3 separate regions of the Homo sapiens genome follow, and regions 2 and 3 are each linked to region 1. A link is a contact called in ENCODE Hi-C or POLR2A ChIA-PET data. All regions are on one chromosome and are shown on one strand. The core of a region is the stretch at or near the end of the contact, and the rest is flanking DNA. Distances in the headings are between cores, read along the strand shown. Region 1 has its middle 87 kb from the start of GNAQ. Region 2 overlaps GNAQ (G protein subunit alpha q). Region 3 overlaps GNAQ (G protein subunit alpha q).

Region 1 (4,340 bases), core at 757-3,256:
AGAAAAGTATTTCTTAAACAAGACAAAGTTCTATATAGAAAATATTGAGAAATATCTATCAAAATTAAAAACTTATGTGAGAAAGAAACTTACAGAAAAGGCCAATTCAGAAATGAACAACAAACATTTAAAAGGATGCTTGATCTCACTAGTAATCAGATGAATGCCAGTTTCTAAAAAAATCTATTTCATACCTATTGTATTGGCAGTAATTTCAGAGTCTTGTGATCTGGTGAAGCTGTGGGACTGTAAATCATACTGTGCTGTGGGATTGTCAGTTGGTTCAGCCATTTTAGTAAAAACACACATCCTACTACCTAGCCACTGAATTTCCATTATGTATCCTAGACAAACTCTTACATGAGCACAAGGAATGTGTACAAGGATGGTTATTGTAGCAGCATTTGTACTCCTGAAAAATTGATTCTACCTTAATGTCCATCAATTAAGAGATGGAAGTAGTATACTCATATATTGCAATATTATATGGCAGTTAAAAGGAATAAACTAGATCTATGCATATCAAGATGAATAGAGCTTAAAACATGTAAAAATAAATACTATGTTATATGTATTTAGTGACACAATTTTTTTTTTTTTTTTTTTGAGACAGAGTCTCAGTCTGTCACCCAGGCTGGAGTGCAGTGGCCTGATCTCAGCTCACTGCAACCTCTGCCCCCCGGGTTCAAGCGATTCTCCTGCCTCAGCCTCCCAAGTAGCTGGGATTACAGGCGCCTGCCACCACACCTGGCTAATTTTTGTATTTTTAGTAGAGACGGGGTTTCACCATCTTGGCCAGGCTGGTCCTGAACTCCTGACCTTGTGATCCAACCGCCTCAGCCTCCCAAAGTGCTGGGATTACAGGCATGAACCACCATGCCCAGCTGACACATATTTATACCCAAATGTGTAAAAGCTGCATCAGAAGGATATGCACAAAAATCTCGAGATTGGTTATGCCTGGGGCGCAAAGAAAGGAAAAACAAGTGGAGTAATATTGGAAAAAGACCTTATATGAAATATATTATCAAGAAATAACTGGAAGAATTAGACAAATAAATGAATTTTGATTCATTTCTCACACCATGTACAAAAATTAACTCAAAATGAATCAGAAACAGGTGTTGATTCTGAATGTGAGCTTGGATTAGGGAAATAGTTTCAGATCTGATACCTAAAGCACAGCCATAAAAGAAAAACAATCAATAAGTTGAACTTCATCAAAATGCAAAACTTTTGCTCTATGAAAGACATTACAAAAAGACGGGCCAGGCATGGTAGCTCCTACCTGTAATTCCAGCACCTTGGGAGGCTGAGGCAGGCACATCACTTGAGCTCAGGAGTTTGAGACCAGCTTGGCCAACATGGCAAAACCCTGTCTTTACTAAAAATACAAAAATTAGCTCAGTGTGGTGGCATGTGCCTGTAGTCCCTGTAGTCCCAGCTACTCGGGAGGCTGAGGCAGGAGAATCATTTGAACCTGGGAGGTGGAGGTTGCAGTGAGCCGAGATTGTGCCACTGTACTTCAGCCTGGGCGACAGAGTGAGACCCTGTCTCAAAAACAGAAAAGAAAAAAAAAAGAAAAAGAAAAAGAAAAGAAAAGATAAGCCACAGACAGAGAAAAAATATTTGTAAAGCACTCTTCTGACAACAAACTTGAAGCCAGACTATATGAAGAACTATCAAAACTCAACCAAAAAAAGACCAAGTTTTTTTTTTTTAAATAGCAAAGTTTTGAACAGATACTTCACCAGAGGAGATATATTGGTAGCCAATAAACATATGGAAGGTGCTCAACATCATTAGTCATTACGGAAATGCAAGTTAAAACCATGATGAGACAATGCTACACTTACTAGAATAACTTTAAAAAAGAACCTGACAATAATATCAAGTGCTGTTGATGATGAGAGGCAACTGGAACTCTCAGATATTGCTGGTGGGAATGCACAATGGTACAACCTCACTGGAAAACCCTCAGGCAAAGAAATGCAGGTGCTGCTGTTGAAATCAAACAGCTTATGAGGAAGTGGTAAGGGCAAGAGAATATGGGTGGAGTACCCATAGTATCTGTTAATACTCCCACGTAATGAGTTCTTCAGTTCTGAATTTACTGAGAGCTCTGTCAGGTTCTTGTAAGTTGGCCAAGTCAACCATAAAAATTCTATTGCTTTGCATTTTTTACAGTGCAAGTCAGTTTCTCAATCCTGACTAAGAAACACAAGAAAGGAGGAAAGATGGGGCATTTGCCTGCAATGTCAGATACAACCAAGCCAAAAGCCTACACCCCAAAGCCCTGTGTATTTGGAGGTGAGCCTGCCCTGGTCCTCCAGGAGGATATCCAGGGTCGCCCAGACCAGATTTTGCTTTCTCACCAAGGAATGTCGCCCACCACGAATAAAAGATGCCTTTGCAGATTGAGGTTCCGGAGTGTGAGTTTATCAAAGAAGGAGCAGGAAGAAGGAAAGAAGGGAAAAAAGAAAAGCCCCCACATTTCTGCCAGCGCCTCATGCAGCTTACTAGCTCCTCTCCCAGGGCCTCCAGGAGGCTCTCTTCACATGGAAGGAGGCTGAAGAGCAGGTCTTCCAGCAGTTTAAAGTCTCTGGAGGAACTTGTGCCACAATCCATGCCTCCTCTACCAACTGAACTCTCAACTGGGTCTGTTGCCTTCTGCCAAATGTTATTTACATCTCCAGGAGACATAAATATTGGTCACAATGCCTGTGAATCTTGAAATTCTATTCTATTCTATTCTCCCACCTACTATAGTAAATTCCAGACAGCGATAGGCAAAAAAGAGCCCTAGGCAAGGGCCCACTTTATTCCATCTCTTTCCTTGGACAATTCTATTAGGTAACAAAAGAATCAACTTTATTAGGTATAATAGGCATGCAAGAAAAACATTTATTTAAAATGCACATCAGGCTGGGCGTGGTGGCTTACGCCTGTAATCCCAGCACTTTGGGAGGCCAAGGTGGGTGGATCACCTGAGGTCAGCCTGACCAACATGGAGAAACCCTGTCTCTACTAAAAATACAAAATTAGCCAGGTGTGGTGGTGCATGCCTGTAATCCCAGCTACTCGGGGGGCTGAGGCAGGAGAATCGCTTGAACCCAGGAGGTGGAGGTTGCAGTGAGCTGAAATCGGGCCATTGCACTCCAGCCTGGGCAACAGGAGAGAAACTCTGTCTAAAAAAATAATAAAATAAAATACAATGCACGTCAATGAGATTTAACAAATATATATCTCTGCATATAAGTCCCACTACAATTAAGTGATAGAGCACTTCCATCATTCCAGAAACTTTTTCTCATGCCCTTTGCAGCCAACCTCTGTCCTAGGAAACAACTGCTCTGCTTTCTGTTACTATAGCTTAGTTTCAACTTTTCTAGAATTTTTCATCTAAATGGAATTATATAGTATTATGCTTTTGTGTCTGACTTCTTTTGCTCAGCCTAACTTTTGGAATTCATTAATTTTAGTGTGCATTAGTAGTTCTGCTCCTTTTTACTGCTGTGATATTCCACATCATTCTTTAATATAAAGACAACTTTTCACCTCTGGATTAAGAGCTAGACCTGCAATAGCAAACTTAAATGCCTAGAGAAGACAGGCCCATAATGCAAACGAGAAAAGGGGTCTGGTATAAGAAAATTTATTTTTAAAAACACTACTCCTCTTGTTATATCCTCATTTTCTAAAGAAATGCTTCGTTTTCTTCAACTTTAAGGAAAATAGGAGTGTATGTATGATGATAAATAGCAACCGACACCTGACTTTGGGGAGAACAATAAAGAATGAAGGGGATGGTGGCAGATTCCAGAGTCCACACCCATCTAAAGGAAGCAGCTTTGCCGTATAGGAACACGGGGCCAGGTTTCACATCTTCTTATTGTTCCAGAGAAGCAGGAAATCTGGGTTTGTATGTGAAATCTCCTGAGTTTTAAATGTTGAAAACAAATTCAAATTTTATTAAAGCACTGGATGGGCCAATTCTGTTCAGGTCAAATAAAACAAATCTGGGGGCCAGATGTGGACTGGCAGGCATCACTTTGTGTCCTCTGATGTCGACAAACTAAAAGCAAGCCCAAGCCGCCCTCTCCACTGTGCTTTTTGTAGAAACATCTTGGTCCTGCTGGGACCTCCCAGTCCAAGGAAGCACCAGGGATGGCTTACCTCACTGGCTACATGGAAGAGAGGAAAAAAGGAAGAGCAAAACTCATTTCAAGGTCCCAAGAAGAAGAGAGGAAGAGAATATTTACTCCAGGCTAGTTATTATTTTTACCACCCTCCTGCCCCATACTAGAGCATCATGAGAATACATATATTCGAATCACCTG
Region 2 (4,833 bases), core at 2,301-4,800, 370 kb before region 1:
ACCTCTTGGGAAGTCCTTTCACCACTCTGGGGTCCAGTTTCCAAATCCAGAGTCTCCTCTATCTAACATTTTCAGATGAAATAAAATCCAGTGAAAGACATAATAACGGAATAAATATTTTCAGCTATTATCTTAAATGGATTACTTCAATATTCATCTTTTGTTTAAATCTACATCTCATTTCTCTTTAGGTAGTATCTTTTTGAAAAGCTGTCATTTCAAAGTACTGAAAACCTAAAATCTAGGCAATGAAAGTAGAGTAAATGACTGAGGTTTTCCTAAAATTACCCTGGAAAGATGAGAGGATTCAACTACTGTTCTGGGAAATGGAAATAGCTGTTCCCAGCACTCACTCCTCCCCTGATGCTCCCAATTAACTTTTAAGGACAAGCATGAAGCTTTGTAGAGCTTGATGCCTTCTGCAAGCACTACAGTAAATGTGGGGCATAAATTGCCTCCCATTAAGACAACTGTGGAGGATGACAGAAGTAGGTCAGTTTCAAACAACAGCCTAGCTTAGTAGCCTAAGTGGTATCTGTAATTCTAGGGTTGGGGCATCTTTGAAAGCACTGGCTAAAGGAAAAGTTATTTAACCCTTCTTTGCTGAATTTTCCAGCTCTCTCCACTTCTTGAGAGAAAATGTCAACTGTTATTGTCAGATAGAATATGAAAATAGGTAGCACAGCAAGAACATGACAAATGTTTAATAAATTACAAAGTAAATATAAATGACAAGTGTTTAATAATTGGATTTTGGCCCACAAGTGAGGTATGATCCAGGTACTGGAGCCAGTCCAGATGTTGTATCGGACTGGTCCTGTTATAAGCCAGATTCCACCAGTATAAAAAAGTTGAACACAGGGATGGAATGACTCCTCAGGGTAAGAAAGGGAAAGGGGGAGTTCTGAAGGAAGGCCATATTTCTGGCTGGGACACTGGCTTCTGACAGATTTCCAGTGGTTGACTGCATCCAACACTTCAGGCTTCAAGCTTTGGCTCTAGACCTACCTCCCTGCCCCATGTTCTCGACCTTAGCATTTGGGAAGGCTGTGGGGTCTTCACTCTTCACTGCCGCCAGGTTCTCAATCCTTTCCATAGTTTTGGCATTTTCTCTCTCCCCCTGGCTGCCATGGACCCATTCTTGCTTTGGGTCTAAGTCAAAACATCCCACTCAAACCAATACCTTGTGAGGAATGAGGCTCCACTGTACAGAAGCAACGAGCTGATGCCAGTTAAGACCTTATAAAGTGAGGGGTCTTGGGCATTTCACCCCCGTGTACTCCTTACTATAAATAAACACCCTTAACCAGGTGGTAGAATGTTATTCAGGAAAACAGGCAGAAGGCTTTAAATATGTTAGCAGATCCTTCTATCCTTCCTTTTCTCTTTGTTTAGGTTTCCCAGGAATGTCTTGTACAGGAACAAGTTTTTGCTGAGAACTGAGGACTTCAGAAACATTTATTTCCATAAATAATATACTAAATGCATATAATTTTTCTCTAGTTGCTAATACTGGGACTTGGATGGGTCTTCCAGGACAATAGGTGAAGGGTTAATTCCACATACTATACACAAATTGGTATTTCTCTAAAATAATGTTTTCAAACTAATGATAACAATCCACAGTAAGAAATACAGTTTACACAGCAATCCAGTATATTCACACACAGAAACACAGACATATAAAACTAACATTTCATGAAACCATACTTTTCCTTACAACATGCAATGTACTCTATTCTCAATTCCATCCCATCCTCCCTATAAAAAAATGCTAACAAGACCTATTAAATTGATTTTACGACCCAGTAAATGGGTTTTGATGTGATGAAAAAAATATTGTGTATATTTTTTTCATACATTGTAATTGTTCATATTCTGTATTTCTTCACTAATTTAGACTGTTTTATTCTCAATTATACTACAATAGCAAATATTTTGCAAGATTGGGCTAAAAAGTCTCTGTGGCCAAATGAATATATAGTTTTGAAATCTGGCTGCAGATGTGCTGATTGGCAAAGAACATTTAATTAGTCACATAAGGTACATCTTTAAAAAATATTATTTCCACTGAAAATCAGCTATAAACATATTTTCTTTTATAAATACCAAATTAATATTAAAGAAGAAATCTTGCAAAATTCTTTCTACCAATACCAAAAGATTTCTAATGCATGGACTAAAAACTCTGTTATAGGATTATCAGAAACAGATGTTTTTGATATTCAATCTTTCTTAAATGTAAAATATGAAAACCAAGCAAACAAAGCATTCTGCCTCTTCCATGCAGTTTTAATCATAATACAGTTTTACTTAATTAGCAAATACAGATGGGGCCTTAATAAGAACATTTTAAATGTAAGAGGTTTTTGTGATAATATAATCCCACTAGTAATGATCATGTTATCATCATTATGTAATTTAGAAAATTTATGAGTCAGTGAAAGTCATTTTCAAGATGGTATACAGAAGTCGACCTCATAACCTCCATTCCAGCCAAATGGCACAGCTCAAACTTCCTGAATATGCTTACATATTTTTTGTTTTATTACCTTTATTTCTAACTCTTTCTTGAAGTCTTCCCAGTCATCAAGCTGGAAAAAAAAATCCCTCCCTCCCCTGAAATCACGTATGGCTTGTTAAGAACACTTGCTATATTAACCTCCCTGGGCTTTTCTTTGTAATTGGTCATGTAAATATTATACCAACCCTGACTGACTGAGCTTCTTGGAGCTCAACTCTGTATCATACTTATTTCTATACACTCCCCCAACACCCAAACAACACCTTGCTGTGGCAGGTGATCAATAAATTTTTGTTGGTTAAAATGAACATTTTGAACAACAGTGAAAATAGGCATTTATCTAACCTGTGAAGATGGTGCTACTGTACAGTGCTGTAAATACATACCAACTCATGAGTCTAATAAGTGGAGACCCAGCACTGCTTGGCCTTTTCAAGTTTTTCCCTTTTGGTGTATTCCTTTACAAATCTTTCCCCGCTTTATAGACTAAATAGCATCCATCATGTTAAGTCAGTGAATCCCATTTAGCAATTAAAGGTGATTACAAGAGCTATCAGGCATCTGCTTTCAATATTATTCCAGGCATGGGAAATTAGTAATGGCCTGCCTTTTCCCTCAAACCACTGCCTAATGCCTTGATTTTTGGAAGATTTTGCCAAACCTGCTTTGTGGTCTTGCCTTGCTAAGATCTGGAAGAATTTCATATTTTCTCTGAAAGTATTGCTAAAAAGAATAAAAATATCCTAGAATGGGTTGGGTGGTTTCCCTAATTGAATACATGGGCCTGAAACACTCCTGTATTGAAACTAACTCTATATACATGGCATGTAACCAGTAAAATGAAAAGCAGATGCTGTAATTTTCACGTAATAAATTCATATGCAATCTCTTAAGATAGTTGAGTGTACTTCAGAAAGCCCAGTAGAGAAAAGACATGAATAAGTGCGGTTAGCCTAGAAGCGGACAGAAATTTTATAATGGGGTGGGTAGGTGGGCTGGGGATGGACAGAGACGTGGAAAGAGCTACAACCTCACTTAAAGCAATGCTGCCCCCATGTGGATACCAAAAATTAGAATCTGTAACTCAGTCAACAGCTCTTTATTCTCCTTAGTAATAAGACCTTCCACTTCCTGTAATTTCAATTTGATGGCTGTTGCTAGGACAACTAGGAAACGAGGCAAGGAACAGACAGACCTCCAAAAAACAAACAAACAAACAAACAAACAAAAAAAACAAACGAAAAAAACAGGTCACTGAAGTGAAGTTACTATATTAATTCTAACTTCTAACAGGAACACAGGAACAGTGGCCCTGCCAAGGGAAATGCGAAACTGAATCTAAAATGAGGTGCCACTGTCCTGAAAAATGATGGTTGAGGTACACAGTGCTCATGTTCAGGCTGTGTGATAGACTCATCTATCAAAGAGTGCTTGTAAATGCTTCCCTTGGAATTGGATGACAAAACAACTTTATCTCAGTATGCACGCAGTGGGAAGGAAAAATTCATTTTTTAAAACCTGTAGTCACTTTAAGTTAATCACTCTGACAAGTATTTCTGTTTGCAGTTGAATTGTCAAACAGATAATAAAACAAAATAAACATGGTGTAGAGAGGTCTCTAGGCAAAACTGCAGTTAATGTACCTCGGTAAAAATGGCAGGAGTATTCCAAAGTATTACAGAAATGTGAAAACTTGAAAAGCTGAAAAAGGTTAAGATGAGTTCTAATGTTTCATTTAGATCCTTATTAGGAAGTGACTACTCTATCTGAGTCTATACTGACTAAAAAGTGTCTTGTTCACGTGCTGCAATAACTTGCACCGGGAGGTAGAGTAGGTACTGAATGTGTGCTTCACACTTCCCCTCAAGGACTCAGAAATGAAGCTAGAAGGGAATATGGAGTTCATTCACATCCAATCTCCTCTTTTTACAGCTGATCTAACTGCAACCTGCAGAGGTTAAGTAACTTGCTCCCAAACCCACAAAGTTATTTCTGGTGAAGCCAAGACTAGAACTCGGTTTTCTCAACCTTCATTCCAAGGCTCTTTTGTCTCCTTGTGTTCTTAGATGGAAATGCCTGTGTCTGTTATTACACCTCAACACTGAAGTATGTGTGCAAAGTCACTGGGTTTCTACAGATGTTATTCTGCATGTAAATTTTATCTTATTTCTCCCCAAGTGACTTTAAATTTGGAGCAATTTCAAAATTAGCATTCTTTTGGATAAAGATTTAGTTGGCTTCAATCCCAGCACTCTGGGAGGCCAAGGCAGGCAGATCATGAAGTCAGGAGATTGAGGCCATGCTGGCTA
Region 3 (4,922 bases), core at 2,385-4,884, 400 kb before region 1:
TATTTTATCCACAGGCTTATGAGACAGAAAAATATTCTGGCCTTTGCATTCTTGAGGAAAACAGGAAGAGAGAAAAATCAACAGAGATCAAATTCCAATAGTCTTGAGGCATAAGAATTCAAAGGGAAAATAATCTTTTCAGTACTCTCTATGCATCTTAGATTTTAAAGAGACCTACATTTTATAACCAGGGTCTTGTTTTGCAGGAATCTACGGGACTCCCTTAAAACAGACTGGATATAGCTCCTTGTAATAGCTGGATCCATGTTTTAGTCAGCCATGACAATGAAACAAAAAAAAATAACGATAATGCGTAATTTAAAACAAATCAGCCAGAAAGCCACTTCTAACCACTGCCTTTCACTCTCCACCCCTGATCAAATTTCAATAAGAGCTTCAAATATGGAGAAACTCATGAGTATGATAATCATTTGAAATTAGACAAAAAAGCAAGAAACTGGCTAGTTTACCATCTGAAATTGCTCTGCACACATTATGCAGTGTACCTGGTTGTTCCTTAGCATCAAGTTCCACCTTTTTGCTATGGCTTAATTGTCTCTCAAGAGGCAGGACTCAGGGCATCACAACCTGAGAGAAAAATGTGAGAAGGCAGGAAAGATGGGGAGTAAAGCAGAGAAGCTTTCAAGCCAACTGTTTTGTTACCATTTCCAGAAAGACAGGACAGAAGACAATCTGATGGCATAGGCTTGCTCTATGAGCCAAAAGGTCAAGTTAAATATTTGGCCCAATGACTGTTTAGTGAGTTTGTGTTTTTTCCTCTGGGTGGGGGTCTTTGGAATGATGGTACAAATAGATCATGGTCCTAAAGGGGTCAAACTCAGGTTAGAAGGCCAAAGAGAGGGGAGTGCTCCTGTATAGCTTAACACTCCAGTGTCTCTGCAGAACTAGGGTGTGGGAACCATCACTCCAGGCCTGTGCTAGATGACAGTCAGTGCCACGCCATTCCTTGAACAGTTAAGACAGAGAGAGAGAATACCATCTACTGGAAATGGTCTCTAAATCACACAAGGAGAGCTGAAGGCCTTTAAGCAAAAATGACACTCTCATCTCTTAGTATTTAGAGGGGACATATTCTGAAAAACAAAAATCCATAAGCAAGGGCTGGCTGCCAGTTGGAGTAACAGGAACAGGTTTTGCTTTTGCTGTGGCTTAAAGTCCCCACAAAAGTACCTATTTTCCAGAAAGCCACTTGCCACCATCACCTCCACTTAATAAAACTCCCAGGAGCAGCTGATTTTTAGCTGACCTCAAAAGCCTGGATGTGTTTCTAAAACTCAGAGAGGACACCTGTGACATGTCATTTTTCCCATGTGGAGTCTACCTATTCACTGCCAGTGTTGAAATGGGCAAAACTCTTAAGCCAGCCATTGGCCTGAGTCCAGTGTGCTACCCAGTAAACCAGGGCAGATGTGTGGATTCTTTTTACTGATTGGGAGACTGCCTCAGGTTGAAGATTGCTGGCTCCTTTCTTTATTGGATAGGTATTTACTTTTTTTTTTAACCAGTTAATTATAACCTAAATTAAGGCAAGTTTTTTCAAAGAGCAAATTTGATAAATGCTACCAATATGTGTATTTCCACTACAGGAGACTCTTATTTCTGATTATACACAGAAGGGAAAAGGTTTTTTGGTGTTTTTTTTTTTTTGAAACCATTAAACTTGTTTATTTTGGAAAATGCAATATGCACAAGGTGTGTTAAGGAAGGAAAGATGTATTTCAGTACTCCTACTAATACAAAACATTCTGAGAGGGGCTCGGGCAACTTTAATGGAAGCAAAACTCAACAATGAAGAATACTATAGTACAAAATTATGGCCAAAAATACTGTATTTTTAACCAGCAAGATCATTGGGGCATTATTATACAACATTAGGTGTTTTTTGCAAAACTAGTTCCCATCCCCAAACAATAGACAGTACATGCATTTGAATGACATTTTAGGAACAGTAAATATTCTTTTAAATACTGCAAGTTAAAAATGTTTTCTGACAAAACTCCCTAAATACATAGGTCTAGTAAGGGTTTCCAACAGGATGATGGGTGAGGAATCCAGCAAGGAGTTGCATTTAGAGAGTTCTTTGAGGAAAAGAAATCCACCAAAAACGTGTTTCAGTCAAAGTAACCTGGACAAAGTTACGTAGTATTATTCCAGCTTTCTTTCCTGAACTTAAAAATGTTCTACCAACGAATACCTTTCTGTTTTTTCTGTCTACCAAAAGCTTATATAAAAGTCAGAATTTCTTTATCCAAGATCTGATTTTACCCAATAGATGTTTTCATAACATGTAAATGTCATTTGCTATATTGGGTTGGAATCATACGGGGAAATGGAGGACACAGGGTAGATAAGGAAGGCAAGGAGGAAATTAATATTTGAGCACCTACTATGTGCTAGGTGTGTATTCATACTTTGAACATATGATTCTAGAGGCAAGAGTGTTATTGAAAGGGCAGTGATCATTGGGAAGACAGCAGGAAATGGCTATTCTGTGAGAAAAACAAATGACAAGTTTAGGGTCTGTACTAAGTTATCTACTAAACAGCAGGTGTCTGGCTCCAAAAATCTCTAGCTAATCATATACAACTAAGCCATTTCTTTTCCTAATTTGATGGAACCAAAATGAAATCCCAAAGACACAGTTACCAGGACAGATCTATTAACGCTACATATGCTGGAAATATGTAGAGATAGATAAACATACAATATTACTAGTTTTATTTTTTTGTGTTTCTAACCAAAGATATATCTTTGGAAGAAAATATTAATGTATACCAAGCACACCTTATTTGTATCAATTGAGATGTTGATTACCAATTAAGTGGTTTTAAACCCTTATTTAATTTGAAGAAGAGCAGCAATATACATTACAATATTTGGGTACACTTTATTTTTATATGGGTTAACATTCTGCTATATTTCATTTCATTCGTTTTGAGAAACTGAAAACAAAGGGAAATCAAGGGTAATCGGTAGGTGATTTGAGGGAAATTTCCAACCAATATGTGAGTCTTGCAGTATTTCATTATACAGCCCTTTCTTCCCATTATTTATTTTTTTGCAAATAAGTCATTTTGACCCAAATCCAGCATAAATAGCTTTTCACCAATTCCTAACTTAAGACAACTAAAATTTACAATCATGTGGCAGTATAAATTTTAAAATTACAGTTCGTACACTTTGACAATCAAGATAGTCTGAAGTACAAAAAAGTAAATTGCCCTTTAGCTGAATTACCTTTTTAAAATAGGCCTGCTAGTTAATCTACCAAAAAAAAAAAAATACAAGTTTTACGTGTTCTTCAGATTCCTTTTGTAGTTGTCATCTGCTAGTAAACAACATATGCAGGTTCTTAAAATTTTTTTTTCCAGTCTATTCATGACATTCAACAGAGCTCTTTATATGGAAATGTTAAAAACAAAAACTTCTAGGAGATTTATTTACTTTTGAATGGGTGTGTTATTTCCCTTTGTTTCAGATATGAGGCACAAACTTCTGAATTTAAGCTCTGTAAGGCATAGTAGAAACTTCCAATTTACAAATAAGGAATTCTCTGGGGGTTAGAACTGCCATGTCACGCAAAAAGGGAAAAATCATCTGTAAACTGGTACACTGCAATGTGTTAAGTGAGTCATGAAATGGCTGCTTGCCTTGGTATGCTGAAGAAAGGTTTCTGTGTTTTATGTTTTTGTTTTTGAATAAGACATGCCCAAGTCACCATAAAACTCACCACAGGCCTCCATTACCTAAGCATCAACAATAGGAGGCCAGTGGCACACGCTTATAACGCTTGCAATCACAATATAATATAAAGCATGAGTAAACTTTGTTTTTATACAAAACTGAAAAGAATCCCGTCCCGCCCCTAGCCCCTTCAATAAAACCCCGAAGAAACAAAAAAGAAAATCCTTTAGCTTCGATTGACTGGTGTGGCTAAAATTAGGTTTCTATGCATCACTGCTGCTAGGGTGATCAATTTTTTCCTTTCTCAAGAGAAGGGATCTTGTCATGCACCCTACAGGAACAGCGAAGCCACAAACCTCAATTCTGCATAGCAAATTCCATCCCAATTTCATAAAGACAAATATAACAATCTTTCCCTGTTTTGCTCAGCTTCTTCAAGCTTTGAGATCAGGTTTAATTGACTACATTTACTATAGCTCTATTAAATAGAATATCTTGATTCCCTAAAACTGTAACACTTATGATCTTGTGATGAGGTTTTCTCTATACACACTGTAGGCCTTCAAATGTTGTTGTTTAATTTTTTTTTTTTTTTTTTTTTTTTTTGCTGCACCAAATTTAAGAACGCCCTTTCAGGCAAGCAGTGGTCTCTAGCTGTTAAAACATTTCCTTAGTGGATCACAATAGCTTCTAAAACTGCCTTTCTAGTAAAGGCCATCAGAGAGGTAATACTAAACTGTGCATTTGCCAAATAAGAATATGAATTGTATAAAAGCTCATATTCCAATCCTAGATCAAATGGCAAAAGTTCTACAAAGTTGGTTTCCATGTTTGTATAAAAGCTCCGACTGATTTTATGTATTTTGCTATGAAATTACCTTTGGGTCTTATAATCAGTATACCTCTACTCAGGAATGTGCAAATGATTTTATACAGCACGACGCTAGTACCGCTCTGTATGACAGTAAGGTTTTTTTTTTTTCTTCTTTTCTAAATGGAAAGAAAATATCCCTAGTCAGAAATAAACTGACAAATTTACATTCTCCTCTCTTAAAAAAGTAAATAAAATAACATTATTCAAAACGTGAATTAGCTATAGACATACAATACAATTACATAGATACATATCAATACAGCACATTCAATCTGCCAAAAAATTAATGATTACAAAGCCAGTATGGATGCTGCAATATCAAGAGAGATGTATGTACAATGAT

What was found. Hi-C counts contacts between places; a loop is a spot of excess contacts on that map. ChIA-PET counts read pairs that join two places held with the same protein, here RNA polymerase II (POLR2A). Pooled maps may share reads with other maps.
Region 2: a map of endothelial cell of umbilical vein shows a loop between it and region 1 (7-fold over the local background). The contact joins two enhancer-like sites. A Hi-C loop is called at or near these places in 12 of 168 maps with a recorded cell type or tissue (A673, Calu3, HCT116 and 9 more), 1 of 37 single-sample maps with no recorded cell type and 15 of 50 pooled maps.
Region 3: a loop to region 1 is called in a pooled map, with 4 times the contacts of the local background. The contact joins two enhancer-like sites. A Hi-C loop is called at or near these places in 1 of 168 maps with a recorded cell type or tissue (Right ventricle myocardium superior) and 7 of 50 pooled maps. POLR2A ChIA-PET finds 5 or more read pairs at or near these places in 1 of 52 experiments (WTC11).

Annotation. Positions count from the first base shown.
Region 1 is chr9:78,117,130-78,121,469 of GRCh38, forward strand. No RefSeq gene overlaps it. Among named protein-coding and RNA genes, the nearest start is that of GNAQ, 87 kb to the left of the region's middle. Within about 2 kb of position 2,007, at least 5 of the 41 ENCODE cell types and tissues checked have a DNase peak (open chromatin) inside an H3K27ac peak, as active enhancers do.
Region 2 is chr9:77,748,066-77,752,898 of GRCh38, forward strand. All of the region lies in intron 5 of GNAQ (G protein subunit alpha q), which reads right to left. Among named protein-coding and RNA genes, the nearest start is that of GNA14, 100 kb to the left of the region's middle. Within about 2 kb of position 3,551, at least 3 of the 41 ENCODE cell types and tissues checked have a DNase peak (open chromatin) inside an H3K27ac peak, as active enhancers do.
Region 3 is chr9:77,714,442-77,719,363 of GRCh38, forward strand. It overlaps GNAQ (G protein subunit alpha q), which reads right to left. Exons shown (of 7, transcript NM_002072.5): 7 at 1,656-4,922. Among named protein-coding and RNA genes, the nearest start is that of GNA14, 69 kb to the left of the region's middle. Within about 2 kb of position 3,635, at least 3 of the 41 ENCODE cell types and tissues checked have a DNase peak (open chromatin) inside an H3K27ac peak, as active enhancers do.